Linked DNA regions of Mus musculus: region 1 is linked to region 2. Evidence: chromatin loops called from intact Hi-C (ENCODE). Cell type or tissue: left cerebral cortex. All regions are shown on one strand. Each heading gives the region's core, and the rest is flanking DNA. Links, peaks and the distances in the headings are about the cores only.

Region 1 (9,339 bases), core at 716-8,715, 70 kb after region 2:
ATACCAGGGCTCCATTGGAACCCATGCTGGAACCTCTGAATATATGCCCTTCCTCTCTGACCAACAGATTAATCTCATATCCAGCAGCAATATTGCCTCATTTTGACTTTCTCATTTATCGTTCCCTGACAAATGACACGTCTATTGGCCAATCTACCGTCCACTGAGCCTCTTGGTTGAGTTAGACCCACAATGGGCATAGACCAAGGGCTCCTGGGCTTGGGTAAATTCCAAGCTCAGCAGAGGCAGGCAATGGCAACCAGGATGGGAGGGCCAGCCTTGGCCTGACCTTACACTTCCCTGCACAACAGCCTGGCCATCCTTTGACCACTGGTCTCATCTCTTGGTTGAGTCTCCACCAAGGCAGGGACAAGTTCTGGTTCTGTGTGTTCCAATCAGTACCTGACCCAGAGAAGGTGCACAGGAAAATGCTGAAGTACACACATGAACTTGGGATCTGAATGTTTCCAATGGGCCTCGTTTACCCAAAGTCCTGCCATTTGTTATCATTAAGATAATGGTATCTTACTCTCCTTGCATAATGGTAACACCCTTTCCATATTACTTTAGTTGATCCATAAGTAGTCAAGATAGGAACTGTCACCCTTTCTGTCTCCTTTTTTTCCTCCCTCCTCCTGTTTCTTTTTTGAGACAGGGTCTCGGCTAACTCAGGCCAGCTTCCAAATCATTACATAGTTGAGAATGACCTTGAGCTCCTGAAGGAGACATCCTCCTCCTCCTCCACCTCATCCTCTTCCTCACTGACCACATGCTCAGGTTATAACAGGTATGGCTAACTTCCCACCTCCACTTTGTGATGAACAACTATCGACTTAGCAAGGACACTTGACAAGTCACTGCTAAAGGAAAGACTACACCCCAGGCTTATAACCTTCCAGATTAATCTCTGCCCATCGGACAGTAGCAGAGGTAAGTGAGTTTTTCATGGGTCCTGGCACAAGGCCTCCTCTACAGAGATGCTCCTGGAGCAGGAATGTGCCATACAGTGACCCGAGGTCTTCCATGCTGTGTGTGTGTGTGTGTGTGTGTATGTTTGTGTATTGTTCTGCCCCCCATATATATATATATATATATATATATATATATATATATATATATATATATACCTCTCTCCCCCCACAGTTGTTGCACAGCATACATCCATCTCGAGTCTCCCGTGAGCATGGCATGCCAGTAGCTTTCCCTTAGTTCCATAAAATGACCTAGGACTACCACAGAGCATCATCATGCCCTAGGATCTTTTTCCTTCTATTTATGGTTGACTCAGTTCTCTGGGTTTGGTAGTATTTTCTCAGTGAGATTTGTGCCCCACCACTCATCATGCAAGTGTTTCTAGGTTTCACTAATGGCATTTGTCACAGGCCCTGGGACTTTCTCCCCTCTTCAGGTAGAACTCACCTCCTTTCTTTTCTGCTCTTCCCCAAGGCCCTATTGACCTAGACCTTACAGTATGCAACCCAAAGGTGAGCCACACCCCAGTCCTATCTTTTTTCTGAAGGGCATACCTTTAACCACTGCCTTTGCTTGAGATTCTCCCACTCACCCAGCTCCCCACTGCAACCTGTCCTCACGTTTATTTCTCATACTCTGTCAAGAGGGATCCTACAATTCATCTTACCTCTTTCGTTTCTTTTAAGGCTCTCCCAGAACCCAGTCCCACCCCAAAGTCTTAAGAGAGACACTGGAGGATTTTCTAATCCCATGTCACTGCAGTCTCCATCTCCCACGTTGCCAGGACTACAGTCTCTATGGTCCTGCCCCAATCCAGACATGCTGACTGATGCTGCCCTTCGGCTTGTGCTCACACCCTCATTCTGCGGAACTCCTCTTCCTCTGTGGGCAATGGGAATGAGTCCCAGTGCCTGTAGTGAGCTTAGTCCATATACCTCAGTTCCTCAATTCTCAAAGCCTCTCACAATACAATCACGGGTGTTCCCGTTTTTACAGATGTGAAAGAAAACTGAAGCTGCAAACTGCGAGTGGTGGCACATGCCTTTCACTCAGCACTAGAGTCAGACAAAGGTGCATCTCTATAAATTCAGGCCAGCCTAGTCTACATAGTGCCAGGACAGCCAGGGCTACAAGGAGAAACCCAATTTCTAAAAAGAGAAAAGAAAAGAAAAACCAAAACATCAACATTCACACAACCCTCAACCCCACACCCTGCCCCCCTCCGGCAAACCAAGCCAAACAAAAGACACCCTGAAGTTGAGGAAAAGAGAGGAAGAGAGGTCTGGAACTGGGCTTGAAGTCCATCACTCACTATGCTTGTAGTATTGCCTTTGTCTTTGGTGTTTGGAGACAGGGTCACTATGTAGCCTGGGCTGGCTTCAAACTCTTGCATACATACAGGAGAGGGAGGGAGAGAGAGAGAAGAGGCGAGAGAGAGAGAGAGAGAGAGAGAGAGAGAGAGAGAGAGAGAGAGAGAGGAGAGAGAGAGAGGAGAGAGGGGAGAGAAGGGGGAGAGAGGAGAGAGAAGAGGCGAGAGAGAGAGAGAGAGAGAGAGAGAGAGAGAGAGAGAGAGAGAGAGAGAGAGAGAGAGAGGAGAGAGAGAGCGAGCTGCTAGGATTGTAGGATTACAGGTAGTAGACTCCATCGCTCTAGGTTCCTTCCTGATAAGACTCAATCACTCCTATTTTTTTGCTGGTAAAAGGAAAGGCTGCGGCACTTGGGTAACTGTCAGGTCCAGCTGTAACCTAACGAATTCCAACACTACTCACTGCAGGCTAGGCCTGCCCAAGGAAAGCACAGCCAAAAGGGACACAGGCACCCGCACGGTCCGGATCGTCCCGCACGTGCTCAAACTCCCTGCCCACGTTCCAGCTGCTGGACCGTACTAACGTCTGAGAGAGAGGCTTGGGAGAATGACAAGGCGGTCGCTGGGGCAACCAGGAGTAGTTTCATACACCGGGACTCCGGCTCCCTTGCCCGTATTCTATAGACTCTGAACCGTACAGTTCAGGCCATGCTGCCTTCCTGGGCTCTGTGCATAGTTTATCGCCGGGAGTCTCACCCCCTACAAGAACATGGCACAGTCCGGGGCGGACCCTTTTGCCCCGCCCTATAGCGTCACGACCCGCCCCGTTGTGAGGTTATAAAGTGCGCGCGCAGCGGCGCTCGGCGCCGTGGCCGCGCTTCGCTGGCTTTCTGCTCATCTAGGGTGGCAGCGGCTACCTACCTCAGCTCTCGCCCTGCTGCCGCCACGGCCTGGGCGCTGTCCCTCAGCTCCCGGAGCTCAGCGCGAAGCCCTGGCCCCGGCGGCCGGGGCATGGGTCAGGGGCGCGGCGTGAGGCGGCTTTCTGCACGGCCGTGACGTGCATTGGCTTCAGCATGAAGACCCTCATCGCCGCCTACTCCGGGGTCCTGCGGGGTGAGCGTCGGGCGGAAGCTGCCCGCAGCGAAAACAAGAATAAAGGATCTGCCCTGTCACGCGAGGGGTCTGGGCGATGGGGTGAGTGTCAGTCATCCCTAGGGCTTTCATCCTGAGGGCACCCACAGCAAGACGACTTTCAGGAAGGGACTTTGGCCAAAGCGTGCTGCCCTGTGCTGGACGGACGGCTAGCTAGTTCAGGTCGGAGTCCCAGACAATTATTTCCAGTTTTTAAAAGGTCTCGCCTTGTAGCCTAGGCTGGCTTCCAACTCTTAATCCTCCTTCCTTGGCATCCCAGGTGCTGTGATTGCAGGTGTGCCACTACAACTAGCTTCTCTTTAGGGGAACTTGACTCTTCTGCATCCTGTCATTTGGTTAAGGATGAGGCAAGATTCATGCTTAGCTCGGCTGGTTACCCAGTTTGAGCCAGGCAACCTGGTATCCTAGGCTAGCCTGGCTTCATTCTCCATCCTGGTACTCACTAATGTTGCAACACGTGTTACATCACTTGCCATCCCCCCAGCTGCTGAGGGCGACACCACCCACTCAGCTCAGTTAGTAGTGATATTTCACTCTCCAGCCCCCAGTACTGATCTACCTCACAAGGTGGAGCAGGATTTGGCTGGGAGGAACTGGATGGGGCAGGGTGGTAAGTAGGGTTTTGTAATCCCCTGAAACAGTCACTGGATGGAGAACATGCCTGCCTGGAACCAGGTGTGCCCCAACTGCCCTCTGCCCCAGCTTTTGTGGGCCAACCCAGACTGTGAAGCCCTCACAGCGCAACCCTGAGTCTGACATACTTAGAAGAGGGGTGGGAAACCCTTGGATTTTTTTCGTTTGTTTAGTCTGTGTAACAGCTCTGTTTGTCCTGGTATTCTATAGACCAGGCTGGCCTTGAACTCACAGAGATCTGCCTAAGTTGATTATCCTTCTAGAAGTTGTGTCTGCCTTCAAGATAGAACCGAGGCCTTCAGTGAATGGGGAAGGGGGGCATACAGTTCAAATCACACCTCAGCCTTTTCCATACAAGGCAAAGCACCCCACGTTGCTTAGCTGAAGCTGCAGAAACTGAAGGAGGAGGAACGAGCTACCCCAGTTTTCCTTAGAAAGGGCAGCGGTGATGCACACCTTCAATCCTAGGACTTGGGAGGCAGAAGCAGGCAGATCTCTTGAGAGTGAGTCCAGCCTGGCTTACAGGATGAGTTAGTTCCAGGACATATTAGTTGTGGTAATCTTGAAAGTTTAGGCAATCAGGAACAAAATAAGATTGCTGGTAAACCAACTATCTAGTGGTTACATCTCTTAGTACATGTTGTATAAAGTCAAGAATATGAGATAGAGATACACGCACACGCACACACACACACGCGCACACAGTTCTAAATTCAGTCTTCTCTTAATGGTACGGCATGAATATTTCTTACCATTTGTATGTCTGCCATTCTCACATGCTGGTGGCTGCAAGCTAACCCATGCTGGGGCTCCATCAGAGTGTTTCCACCTGGCATTGGCACCAGTCCTAGCTGACTGTTGCTATGGTTATCTGCCCCTGGAGAAGTGTTTCCATCCTAGGGGGCAAGCCCCTGGAGCTGCCCCACATACAGCCTACAGCTTCCACTGGCCTCTTCTCAGTGCTTCTCTCTTCCTTGGGCCTTTTGATTCCCTTAACAGGGAAGGACGCGATCTGCCCATGTCAATGCTTTTAAATATTCTCAGTCTCTGGGTAATGGCCCCTGCCTGCGGTCTGCTATGGCCCCTCCTGGAGCTATTCTTCCTGGGCTCTCCTCTGTCTTCCAAGAGCAGGATGCCTGTTAAATTCTTTTTTTTTTTTTTTTGACAGTTTTGTTTTTGTTTTTTAACTCAGAATTTGTCCTCCAGCTCTTGAGCAGTTCTTTACTGTCATAGCAAGAGAATTTCTCCATGTTGATGTTCAATGTAGAAAATACAATGGGGAAAAAAGTGGGTGTGATTACCTCATAGACTGCAACCAGGACTAATATGAAATGCAGACTAGTCAGTTTAACTCTCTGGAATCTACTTTGGTGAAAGACTAGGTGGGGTAGGGGAGGGTGCTCTAGCAAAGTCTCTGTTATCTTGCCATCTCCAGGAGGCCTCCTTGTTCCTCCTTGGTCCTATGGACACTCCCTAGTGGCCTAGTTTGTCTCCTCAGAGCAGTTCCCACCAACCACCCTGGTAGTGGCAGTGTTCAAGGAAGGAGGCAAGAGTATGGACTCTGTGAAGGGAAGTTCCATAATGGGTGAGAGATTGCACTGATAACTTGTTTTATTGTCGAAACCTGGATGGTGTGCATTTGTTGGGAGAGAGGGAGTCTGTTTTTTATTTGTGTGTGTGTGTGTGTGTGTGTGTGTGTGTGTGTGTGTGTGTGTAGTTCCTCAAGACAGGTTGTTTTGTTTGTTTTTTATGGCTGGCTGTCCTGTCACTTACTCTGTAGACCAGGTTGGCCTTACAGAACTACCTACCTGCCTCCTGAGTGCTGGGATTAAAGGCATATGCCACCCCTCCTGGTTCACATTGGCATTTCTGATCTCTGAATGTCTGGCTTAGACGGTGGCTTAGAAGCTAATAGGCACCCGCAGGGCCATCCCTGCCTTTGCTCCTGGATGGGGGGCTTCTCATGGTGGAGCCTTGGCTGCTTGTGACTATTCTTAGTTTAGTCCACGACCCAGCGTGAGGTAGTGGCAGTACAGCTCTGAGCTGGGACATTGTGTGGCTCTGAAGCCTAGGACAGGGGTGGAGTCATAGTTGGGATTTTAATAAAAGAATCCCAACAGCTGTTTATGATGACCGCATAGCTTGGATGGTAGAGATGGAGAACCCCTCCCCTGCGCATATGCTAGGTGGAGGGTAAAACTAAGTGGCTAGATTGTTGCGGGTAATTCTGGAACTGGGGGTTGGCAGTCATCTGACATAGTCCCGTAGTCCTGTGATCGCAGAGTGAGAACCTTGCTCTTGTCCCCGCTCCCTCAGTTCCCTGTGGCTTTTCCCACTTTTGAGTCGCATCTGCTGCCAAGGCTCACCTCGGCCAGGAAAGGAGGGCCAAATGCAGTGCATTATTAGCAGGGAAGTGACTCAGTTGCAAGTGTGGAAATTCTGCTCTGCCTCTACCTTCCTGCTCCTAAATTCAGCCGCCAGTACTTGAGTTATCAAACTACAGTCATCCATGGTGCTGGGTCTGGCCCAACCTTCATAGTACACATTAGAAACTGAGGTCTCAGCTGGGCGGTGGTGGCGCACGCCTTTAATCCCAGCACTTGGAAGGCAGGTGACAGGTGGATTTCTCAGTTCTAGGCCAGCCTGGTCTACAGAGTGAGTTCCAGGACAGCCAGGGGCTATACAGAGAAACCCTGTCTCAAAAAAAAAAAAAAAAAAAAAAAAAAAAAAAAAAAAACCAAAAAGAAAAAAAAAAAAGAAAGAAAGAAAGGTCCCCACGAAGGACTGGTCCAGGAGAAGAAAAGACAAAAGCCAGAACAGAACCCCCGATTCATCTCCATCTGCCCATCAGCCTCCTTAAGCCAGAGAGAGGCATGGGGACAGGACTGAGAGCTGACCATAATATGCACCATGCTGTTGCCAAATGCCTGCTGCTTACTCCATGTTGGGTATGGTGTCTCCTTCCCAAGCTTTTTGAGGAAGCTCCCCTAGGCTTGGTGGATAGGAATACCAACAGCCCATAGAACTTCTGTCTGGCTAGATAAATTTTCTCCATCCCCCCACCCCCAATACTTCATACTTCAGATCCTGTGAGGCTACCTGAACCCCTCCCACCCCCTCATGACCTCCTGGCTGCCATGCCACATGCTGGTACTCTTTCTGACCCTCCATCACTGTGCATAAGTTAGTTCTCTCTCCCGGTCCTGGATCTTGCATGCCTACCCATATTGCCACCACATCCTCCAGCTCCCAGAGCTTGTACTTTGAAAGTCATTATCACTTAGTTGTGACATGTGTGTATTGTTTGGGTAATTGTCAGCCCTTGGGGACAAGGACCTCATTTGTCTTTCTCAGTGCTGTGTCCCTAGTGTCTGACCCAGTGCAGGCAGGTGGTAGGAGCCCTGGTGATATTTGTTGAGTAAAAGAATCATTCGTGGGGCTTCCAGGTCCTCTAGGCAGAAAACTCTGCTGTCTCTGAAGATTACTTTCTCCAGTCAAAGCTGGGTGTGGTGGTTGCACACCTTTAATCCTAGCGCTCATGCAGAGGCAGGTAGATTTCTGAGAGCCCAGACAGCCAGGGTTTTTGGAACCTGGTATCCTAAGTGGCATACTTCCTTGGCCTCATCATCAAAGACTACTTCATAAAAACGGGATATGTGAAGACTGGCTCCTGGAGCGGACTCCCCTGGGTCTGAGTTTGCAGTCTGCTGGCTGATCACTTATTGCTGACTGTGTCAGCCAGCATGCCTGACTTGGCCTCAGCAAGCCACTGCCTCTTGCTGATTGTTAGTCCCCTTCCTGTGTGCAGTGGACAGGGGTATGGTAAAAGTATCTTCACTGTTGTGCTGAGCCTGGGAGACCCTTGTGCCAATCCCATAGCAGGAAGCCTGAGGGTCTGCTCTCAGAGCAGCGGGGAATTCTGAGCCAGGGCAGGAACCTCATTCTGCTTCTACCTTCCACACTGCGCCAGCTCTTCGTGCGTGTGGTGCGAGGAGGCCTGACTAGGTCAGCCCCTTTGGTTCCTTCCAGATCAGTGGGAAGTGTGTTGTTGCCAGACCTGGCCCCCTACTCTTCCTCGTTCGTACCCTCTGTCATTCCAGAAAATGGGACTTGCATCCTCCTTGGGGCCCAGGTGAGTGCCCTAGAGGAACGTACCTCCCCATGGATTGTCATAAGGACCTATTCTGGGGACTCCTTGGTGACGCACATGCAAACTGATGGTGTTGCCATGGCAGCCCCTCCTACTCAGGATTGAATGTGCTGGGTCAGAGAGTGGGGGTGGAGAAAGCAGGCGCTGGGGTCTCATGTCACTTGTATTGCAGTCCTGGTTGGCTGTTGAGAACCTACCATCCTAAAAGACTTACTTTTTTGCCTTTACCTCCCAGGACTCTATCTTATTTAATGAAAAGTAAATATGTTAAACCCTAACTCTCTAGAATAACTCTTGTAGGAGCCAATGTTCTTATTAGCAAGGTCATTTGTAGATTAAAAAGCCATTAGGAATTCTAGTAGAGTGAAGAAGGTCCAAGTTGGCAAGACCTCAGGCCTCCTCTGCTCTGTTCTTATGCCTTATGTAGTGCTCGAGGGAAACTAGAGGGAAGGGAGGGTCCCAGAAAATCTAAGGAGACTGGGATGCTGGGCTCCCTGTAGCAGGCTCTTGATAGCCTGGCCAGGTACTTCCCCTAGCATAGCATGGATCTGTGGTGGTTTGGCCTTCCCTTTGGCCCAAATGTCACTATGGGCACTATTTTGGGACGCCTAATTTCCATAATAGCTCTCAAAGGAGATTGTTCATCTTTCTGGGAAAGGTCTCACCAGTGCGTTAGCAGCTGAATGGCTAGGTTGCTGCCCTGTCCAAAGTTGTTGGATGGAGTGGAAACTGATAGGCTTTTCCTGGTGTTCAAGGTAGAGGCCAGCACTCCATGGCCTTCTCGTCCTTCCTGCCTGCCTCTCTGTTACTCAGATTCAGTCTCTGCTGTAGCTGGACTGGACTTGTATACTTAAGTCCTCAAATTTGTGCTCTCTCTTTGTAGATGCCATTCGCAGGGCCCATGACTTCCTTATGTTAGGCTGATACCTCATCTGAGCTGTTGTATCCCCTCCCCAGGACAGTCCGGGGACATCCCTCTGAGCTTGGTCCTTTTAAGCCCCCTGTATATAATTCATAACCTTGTCTCCCCAGCTATGTCTAGGGTGGGTAGTACAAGAATTAACACCTCTGGCAGGTGCCTCGGAAGCAGGAGGAGGTGCGGACCGGAGCTTCTCTTCTGTTTCGG
Region 2 (9,339 bases), core at 870-8,869:
ATTATTTTTTTCTCTCTAAAAGATAAGCCTTCTCTTGGTGGTTAAATAGCAAGATCCTGTGCAGTGGTCAGGGGAAGGAGTTTATCAGTAGTTGATTTGCCTCTGGGGAATACAAGAGAGCATGGCCTCGAACTTGGCCCATAGGATGTACATTTAGCCTTCTTCTGCACCTCTTCAGAAAGACAGTAAACCAGAGACACTGGGGACAGTGAGGGGAGAGCAGGAGCTGTCAGGGAAACACCCTTGTCGGGCAGGCCAAGTGAGAACACCAACTGCATAGAGGCCTCGGTGCCCATGCGCAGTGAAGAAAGCAGGCTTCCCCATCTTTCTCACATACGATAAGACACTTGGCTGCTCCGATGCAAAGAACCAGTGCAGTGGGGGAGGAGGCTGGCCAAACTCTGTGTCTCGGTGAATGAGCAGACTGTGAACCAAAAATAGATGGAGTGAGAAATCATTGCATAGCACAGCAGCCCACATCTCTGATGCCATACTAGACATGAGACCATGTGTGCAAGAGCCTGTGGTCTGGCCTCTCTCCACCTAGCTGGGGACCCTGAGCCCCTAGAGGAGCCAAACCTTAAGAGAGTTCCAGGACAGCAGAGGCTACATAGAGAAATCCTAGCTTAAGAAGATAAAAAAGAACATACACAAATGATTTAAGCGTCCAGAAGAATGTCTGGGTTCTAAGTAGGATAAGAAAACAACAGTCTCAAAGTAAATAGGCACTTGGAGTGGGAAGTTGGCTCAATCGGTGAGCGCTTTGCTGTGCAAGCGTGGGGACCTGAGTTCAGACCTCCAGCACTCGCATGGAAAGCCAGGCACAGCAGCAATCCCCATGGTGGCGAGGAGGGCACAGGCCAAGCAAATCAGAAATCTATATTAAAAAAAAAATCTGCAACAGCAACAAAGAACACTCAACAATGACCTCTGGTATGCATACATACAAATGTGTAAACACATGTAATAAATACATAAACACCAAAAATGTTTAAATAAATGTTGACAAGTGCAGGGTTTATATTATTTTTGTTTTATCTATTTATTTAGGTTTTTTGGGGGGTGTTTGTTTTTGGTTTTTGTTTTTTGTTTTTTTGCATTTTGCTGTGTCACGTTGGTTGTCCTAGAACTGGCTCTGTAGACCAGGCTGACCTGGAACTCATAGAGATCCTCTGCCTCTGCCTCCCAAGTGCTGGCATTAAAGGCTTGTGCTACATGGCCTGGAGATATGGTTCAGCAGATAAGAGCACTGGCTGCTCTTCCAGAGGATCCAGTTCAATTCCCAGTAACCATATAGCAGTTCACAACTGTCTGTAACTCTGGTTCCCAGGGACCCAAGACCTTCACACAAACATACACGTATGTATGCAAAACATACATGCAAATCACCAGTGCACATAAAATAAAAATAAATGAATTATTTTTAAAAGATGTACTTATTTTTATTTCATGCATATATGAGTGCCTTCATGTGTGTGTGTGTACCATCTGAGGGCCTAGTGTCCTCAGAGGCCAGAAGGAAACACTAGACCCTGGAATTGGAGTTACAGAAGCTGTGAGGCCACCTCATGGGTGCTGGACACTGAACCTAAGTCTTCTGCAAGAACAGCAAGTGCTGGGAACCTTTGAGCCATCTCTCCGACCTCTACAAGAGCGGTGTTATGCCAGCTAGTCGAGGGGAATCCAGGACAGCCTCATCTCGGTTATTATCAATACAAGTTCGAGTCTCGGAAAGAGAATGAGTAATGTGCTCTTTCCCAAACTGGAGATAATAAAAATCCTTTTAAAATGTTTACGGCAGTAAATAGTGTTTAATGCAGGAGCCATTTATAATGCTCACCATGATAAGGGTAAATCTCAGGTCCCAGAAGGCCTTACGAGAACTCTCCTGGCCTGGCAGAGCAGTGTCTCTTCAGGTCACGGCAGTGGCTACAGAGGGAAATGGAACTGAGTGTCACAACTGAGCTGGCAGGTGACACTGGGGCCATTGCCATCAGTCACTGTGGTCTCTTAAGAAACGCGGATGATGTCCAAAGATGAGGGGCCCCATGGGCTGCATACAGGAGGGAATCCTGTCTGGGCCTTTCTCTGCCTGAGCAAGAGAGGAACATGGTTAGAAATAGGTTCTAGAAATTCCAGTGATTCTGCTCTGTGAAGGAGGAAATGGATGGGACCCGGAGTCAAGGACAGCATGGATGAGGCCAGTAAAGAAGTGATCAGGCAGATGGCAGTGTGGGATGTGGCTGAAAGAGGAAGAGAGCGATACCTGGTAGAAGTAGCTGTGCTTTCTAAAGGACTGGAAGCAGGGGGCTGAGGAGATGCCCAGGTGAGTTGAATGTTTGCTGAGCAAGCACGATTCCCTGAGTTCAGATCCCTGACCTCACATACAAAGCCAGGCCCAGCCAGCAGTGTACATCTGTCACTCCAGTGCTGGTGAGACAGAGACAACCTTCGGCCTCCACAAAGGTGCACACATAGGCACAGGTATGAACGAGTACACACCCTAAGAAAGAATGGAATATGAGGTAAGGAAGGAGGAAGACTTTGGGTGCCCTGCTCCCGAGTCCTGTGTTGGGGGCAGGGGCAGGTGAGTGGTGGGACCACCCAGAGCCAGGGAGTACAAAAGAAAAAGTGTCAGTTTGGGGGCATTGAAGGCTTGGAGGGTTTGTGAAGTGTCTGAGGAAACCTGCCCAAGACTCAAAGTGACCTTTTGTATTAAAGATGAGCCCCAGGCTCAGGAGGGCACCAGGTCCAGCAGAGCACAGATTTCCTTCCCCTGGAGGCCTAGAGAGCACATCCCCACACCACTGTACATATCACTCACTGTACATATCACTCACTGTACATATCACTCACTGTACATATCACTCACTGTACATATCACTCACTTATTCCACCAGCCAAACCTCTGCAGAGTTTCCTGTCGCCTGGCAGGGGGACAGGTCCATGGAGATAGAAGGAGCTCCCCACTTTAAGAGTCATGCCTTTCCCCTCCCACCAATGGCTGGCCGCAGCAGGCTCCAGAAGGAAGTGGTGTTTGATTCTCAAGGATGGGATAGGACAGCCATGTAGGCATGGTGATGCACACCTTTAATCTCAGCACTCGGAAAGCAGCAAAAGATGTATCTCTGTGAGTTCAAAGCCAGCTCAATCTATATAGTGGGTTCCAGGCCAGCCAGGGCCACATAGTGAGACACTGTCCCAAAAAAACAAAACAAAACAAAACAAACAAAACCAAACAAATCTGTTGGTATGAGGAGATCTGGCTGCCAGCCGAGGGTGTTGCTGTGGGAATAGAAGAGAAAAATACTGGGGAACTGAGCCCTAGTGGGGCCTGAGGAGGGCTGTAATCCTGGGCTGCTACAAGGCTACCTCGAACAACAGAAGTCGATACTTATGGAGGCCACAAGTTGGAAAGTCGGTGTCATGATAGGTAGGTAGTCTTGACTGTGAACCTGACTGGATTTAGACTCAATTAGGAAAGACACCTCTGGTTGTGTCTGTGAAACTTGGCCAGAGGTTTCACTGAGAAGGAAGCCTCACTCAGAACATAGGTGGTGCTGAGGCTGCAGGCTGCTTTCAAAGGAGAAAGGTCGCTGAGCAGAAGCCTGTGTGTATGGCTCTATTTCCGGACTGTGGGCATAATGTGGCCAGCTGCCTGATGTTCCCACCCCTTGCCTCCCCCTCCCCCTTGGTGGACTGTACCCCTAAGCCTGAGTCAGCATAAATCCTTCCATGGTGAAGTTTCTTTTGTTTGGGTATTCTGTCATAGCAACGAAAAGACAGTGTCACACCCAGCTTAAAAGTGTGTCAGCAAGGGGGGATCTGCGGGATGCTCTGTGAGAGAGCCTATCATCTTGCCTTGTTCTGTTCCCCATGTGGTCCCTTCCTTGTGGTTCAAAGAGCATCTTACCAAGCGCCTCTCTTCCATCACCATGTAGCTGTCTTCTGTTGTGCCCTTGGCCCTCCACTGCCATCTTACAAGGATCTCTGTGATGACATCATACAGCCAACTGTAGGGTCACATGAGGTGATTTCAGACTCTTCCCTTTAGTCATGCTTGCCACATTCCTCTTGCCACATATAAAGCATTGTTTACGGTTCAGGGGGTTAAGATATGGATTAACCGCAGGCAGATTTCTGAGTTCGAGGCCAGCCTGGTCTACAAAGTGAGTTCCAGGACAGCCAGGGCTACGCAGAGAAACCCTGTCTCTGTCTCGAAAAACAAACAAACAAACAAACAAACAAGAATATATGGCTTAACCCCTTGGGTGAGGGCCCCTTGGGTGAGGGTCGGGATGTTCGTCCTTCCATATATGCCCAGAATTTACATCATTTCCAGGAGAGGAAGAACCACGTTCAACCTGAGACCCAACAGCCAGTCTCTAGCGTTTCCTCTAGCTGCAGTGCTTGGGCACACACAGTCGAGCAGTGCCTCTCTCTCTCTCTCTCTCTCTCTCTGTTTTTGTTTTTGTTTTTCGAGACAGGGTTTCTCTGTGTAGCCCTGGCTGTCCTGGAACTCACTCTGTAGACCATGCTGGCCTCGAACTCAGAAATCCACCTGCCTCCGCCTTTGCCTCTGCCTCCCAAGTGCAAGGACTAAAGGCGCGCCAGCCACACCTCAGTCTCTTTCCAGATAGACGTCTCAGAACCCCTACCATGCTGTGCACTTCAACTTTAAACTTAGTTCACCACAGAGTCTTACTGAGATAACAGCACCCCACACGGGAGTGTGGACACTGCTGCACGGGCCAGCCTGCCAAATTCACAGTCCTGCCTGCAGAAAAGGACCCTCGGCTGAAGGGACTTCCTTCAGCTCTCAGAGAGCTTGAAGTGGGGACAGAAAGCCTCAGCTTCACCTTTCCTCATTCAGAGAACACACCTCCCAGTGGGAGGTGGGCGGAGGTCCCTGCGTTAGAGATTCCTGTGGAGAGAGTGTGGCGTTCCTATTGGCCACACTGGCTGAAATGCCGCTGTCGACCACAACAGAGACCTTGGGGGCTGGAGAGATGGCTCAGTGGGTAAGAGACCTGACTGCTTGAGCTCCTGAGTTCAATTCCCAGCAACCACATGGTGGCTCACAACCATCGGTAATGAGATCCGAAGCTGCCTTCTCCTGTGTCTGAAGACAGTGACAGTATACCCACGTACATGAAATAAATAAATCTTTTTTAAAAATGCAACGTGAGCCGGGCATGGTGGTGCACGCCTTTAATCCCAGCACTCGGGAGGCAGAGGCAGGCAGATTTCTGAGTTCGAGGCCAACCTACAAAGTGAGTTCCGGGACAGCCAGGACTACACAGAGAAACCCTGTCTCGAAAAAACAAACAAACAAACAAACAAACAAACAAAAAGAAAGAAAGAAAGAAATGCAACGTGAAGAACAGTGAACTTGGAGTCGTCATACATATCTGGAGAAAGGGCACCTGTGTGAGGAAAAGAGAAAATGCCAGGGCCTACGTGGGTTCACAACGATCCCATTACAACAAAAGGCCGAAAGGGAGGTGTTGTTACTTCGGTAAGCTGAAATGGTTTACGCCTCTGAGTTTGCTTTGAAGATGAGGTAAGGTCTCATTCTCACAGTACCTGACACTCAGGGCAGAAGCTCAGGATCCTCCATCCTGACAGTGCGGAGAGAAAAACAGACTGCTCATCTCCAGCCAAAGCTAGCAGCGCGGAACCAGTTCGTCAGCCTGCATCCAGCCTCAACCCCTCAGCTCAGGCTTCTGAGCCATCACCAACCCAGTCTTAAGCTCTTCTGGCTGCAGCTTTTCATATTGACCACCAGAGGGAGTAGCTCTCATTGTCGAAGGCTGATTTTCCGCTTCCAATTTCCCCTCTGCCGGCACCCTCCAACTTGTTAGGTTTCCGAACCTGGGGATTTCACGTTCGAGGGAAGGTGGGGGATGCTGCTCTAGTTAGGGAATGGAAAGTGTGATAAAGGACAAAGAAAATTCTGGATTTTGATAGGTTTTAGTAAGGACTCAAATGGAACTTTAATTCTGCATTTAAAACCCACTCCAGCAGGATCCAGGATGTGGTGGTGCAAGCCTTTAATCCCAGTACATTAGCCATGCCTCCTAATGTCCAAGTAAAGAACACGCGGCCAGCCAGGTGATGGTGGCACTGGAGATGCAAAAACATGTGGATATCTGAGTTCGAAGCCAGTCTGGTTTGCAAAGCAAGTTCCAGGACAGAGAAAGCTACATAGAAAAATCTTGTCTTAAAAAGTAAAACAAGGATGTAGTTGGTGGAGCGGCGGCGGCTGTAGCAGCGGCAGGAGGCGGCGAGAAGGACCCGGCGGCGGCGGAGCAGGAGGAGGGAAGGTGCTGGAGGCGTTCGCTCTCCGCGGGGACCGGAACACGACCTCTCACCCCCTCCCCACGGCTCGCGCTGCCGCCCCGTAGTTGGCACCTCTGCCCTAGCCGACCCTAAGCGGTAGTCGAGCCGCCGAGGGTGCGCTGAGACCTGGTGCCCGGGCTGCCCGCCGCCCGCGCGCCTGCCTCGCGGCCGCTCTCCCCCTCCCCGACACACACACACAGCCGGGTATTGATGGTAATGTATGCGAGGAAACAGCAGAGACTCAGTGATGGCTGTCACGACCGGAGAGGGGACTTTCAGCCTTTCCAGGGGGGTGATGTTTTACAGGCACTTAAGTATTCTTCAAAGAGTCACCCCAGTAGTGGTGATCACAGACATGAAAAGATGCGAGACGCCGCAGATCCTTCACCACCAAACAAAATGTTGCGGAGATCTAATAGTCCTGAAAACAAATACAGTGACAGCACAGGTCACAACAAGGCCAAAAACGTGCACACTCAGAGAGTTAGAGAAAGGGGCGGTGGGACCAGTTACTCTCCACAAGAAAACTCACACAACCACATAGTTCAAATTCACATTCTTCTAATCCAAGCAATAATCCAAGCAAAACTTCAGATGCACTTTATGATTCTGCAGATGATTGGTCTGAGCACATTAGCTCATCTGGAAAAAATTACTACTACAGTTGTTGCACAGAAGTTTCACAGTGGGAGAAACCAAAAGAGTGGCTTGAAAGAGAACAGAGACAAAAAGAAGCAAATAAATTGGCAGTTAATAGTTTCCCAAAAGACAGGGGTTACAGAAGAGAGGTGATGCAAGCAACAGCCACTCGTGGTTTCACCAGTGGAATTCTTACAGCAGCTGTAACACAAGCTTCCTTGCAGTCTATCATCCACAAGTTTCTTACTGCTGGACCATCTGCTTTCAACATCACCTCGCTGATTTCTCAAGCTGCCCAGCTTTCTACACAAGCCCAGCCATCTAATCAGTCTCCAATGTCTCTGACGTCTGATGCTTCATCCCCAAGATCCTATGTGTCTCCAAGAATAAGCACACCTCAAACTAATACGGTCCCTATGAAACCTTTGATGAGTACTCCACCTGTTTCATCCCAGCCAAAGGTTAGTACTCCAGTAGTTAAGCAAGGACCAGTGTCACATTCGGCTACACAGCAGCCTGTAACTGCTGACAAGCAGCAGAGCCATGATCCTGTTTCTCCACGAAGTCTTCAGCGCTTAAGTAGCCGGAGAAGTCCATCACCTGGTCCAAATCATACTTGCAGTAGTAATGCATCAGCTGCAACTGCTGTACCACAGAATGCATCTGCTAGATCTGCGTGCTCATTAACTCTACTCTAGTGGTGCACGTCAATGATAATCTCATAAAGCATGTTCAAGGGTGGCCCGCAGACCATGCAGAGAAGCAGGCATCAAGATTGCGTAAAGAAGCCCATAATATGGGAAGTGTACATATGTCAGAAATATGTACTGAGTTAGAAAATTTGAGATCATTAGTTCGAGTATGTGAAATTCAAGCAACTTTGCGAGAGCAGAGGATACTATTTTTGAGACAACAAGTTAAGGAACTCGAAAAGCTAAAAAAAAAAAAAAAAATCAGAATTCCTTCATGGTTTGAAGATGTGAATAATTGCACATGATCTCATAGAGGAACTGTAAATCTATTGCCCAGTCATAACATTTTGAGCTGCATTTAAGTAGACTATGGACCGTTAAGCTGGGCAAATGAAATGACAAGGGGACGGGGTCTGTGAGAGTCAATTCAGGGGAAATATACAAGATTGATTTGTAAAACCCTTGAAATGTAGCTTTCTTGTAGATGTATCTTCATGTTGTAAATATGTTTTGTAGAGTGAAGCCATGGGAAGCCAAAATGTAACAGAGCTTAGACATCTGAAACTAATCAGTGCTGAGGTGGCTGAATACCTAGCCTTTTACATGGAAACCTGTCTGCAAAATTACCTTTTTTTAAAAAAAGAAAAAGAAAAAATTTGGGGGGGAGGGTTTAATTTATCATTTAGAAATCTCGAATTTTCAAAAATCCAGTGCAAGTGCCAGGTGATCTGTGTCTGAGGTTACGATTTTGAACCTTATGAGCAGTGTACAAATATCATGAGACAACTGACCAGCACTTGCACCTGATCAAGAGCAGTGCTGCTCCATTTGTTTTGCAAAGATATGTTTTCATTTCCTGTATGTTCCATTCCCTCTGAAGTTCCTTGGCCTGATTTTATCCATTTTTTTTAAGGTGCCCCCTTTCCTTTCTTGGGGCACTGTTGCTGTGGCACTTTTCTATAACCTTGTCATTCCTATGTACAGTAGCTGGAAGTCACAGTGAGCAAGCATAACCCATGTTTGTATAACTTATTGAAATCCATTTTCATCTAAGAATGGACTTTAAGAAGTACTGCTGGGCAAGTGTGCTGAAAGTACATTAACTGCTCAAATACAAGGAAGTGGCCCAATGAACATGGTTGTGGGAGGGGAAAGGAGAAATAAAGCTAGTCAGATGTGAATTGTATCTGTTGTAATAAACATGTTTAAACAAACAAACAAAAAAAAGTAAAACAAAGGGCTGGCGAGATGGCTCAGTGGTTAAGAGTGCTGACTGCTCTTCTGAAGGTCCTGAGTTCAAATCCCAGCAACCACATGGTGGCTCACAACCACCCGTAATGAGGTCTGCTGCCCTCTTCTGGTGTGTCTGAAGTCAGCTACAGTGTACTTACATATAATAAATAAATAAATCTTTTTTTTTTTAAAGTAAAACAAAACAAAACCTAGAGTGAAAGACTTGTACCACTTTGCCCTGAAATTTTTAATTCTTTTTTTTTTCCCCTCAAGACAGTGTTTTTCTGGGTAGTCCTGGCTGTCCTGGAACTCACCCTGTAGACCAGGCTGGCCTCAAAGTCACAAAGATCCGCCTGCTTCTGCCTCCCAAGTGCTAGGATTAAAGGTGTGCATTCCAACACCCGGTCAAAATTTAATTTATTTAAATTTATTT

The links. A loop is a pair of places that touch in the nucleus more often than their neighbours do. Peaks named below come from ENCODE experiments on the same cell type or tissue, not always from the same donor. Only the 100,000 strongest peaks of a DNase experiment are listed, where the experiment ranks them.
Region 1: a loop joins it to region 2, with 2.2 times the contacts of the local background. A loop is called at or near these places in 4 of 42 quality-filtered maps.

Annotation. Positions count from the first base shown.
Region 1 is chr7:99,176,525-99,185,863 of GRCm38, reverse strand. Dgat2 (diacylglycerol O-acyltransferase 2) reads left to right here and starts at 3,151. Exons shown (of 8, transcript NM_026384.3): 1 at 3,151-3,472. The coding sequence starts at 3,352. In left cerebral cortex, for the core only: no CTCF peak of the experiment used is centred there; DNase peaks (open chromatin) are centred at 2,854, 3,071, 3,824 and 8,284; H3K4me3 peaks cover 1,858 bases; H3K27ac peaks cover 1,344 bases.
Region 2 is chr7:99,246,187-99,255,525 of GRCm38, reverse strand. Gm34062 (a long non-coding RNA gene) reads right to left here and starts at 4,014. Exons shown (of 4, transcript XR_378360.2): 1 at 3,914-4,014; 2 at 2,267-2,503; 3 at 1,841-2,092; 4 at 335-424. It also overlaps the pseudogene Gm18943. In left cerebral cortex, for the core only: a CTCF peak has its summit at 5,781 (motif pointing right); DNase peaks (open chromatin) are centred at 5,784 and 6,152; H3K4me3 peaks cover 849 bases; H3K27ac peaks cover 50 bases.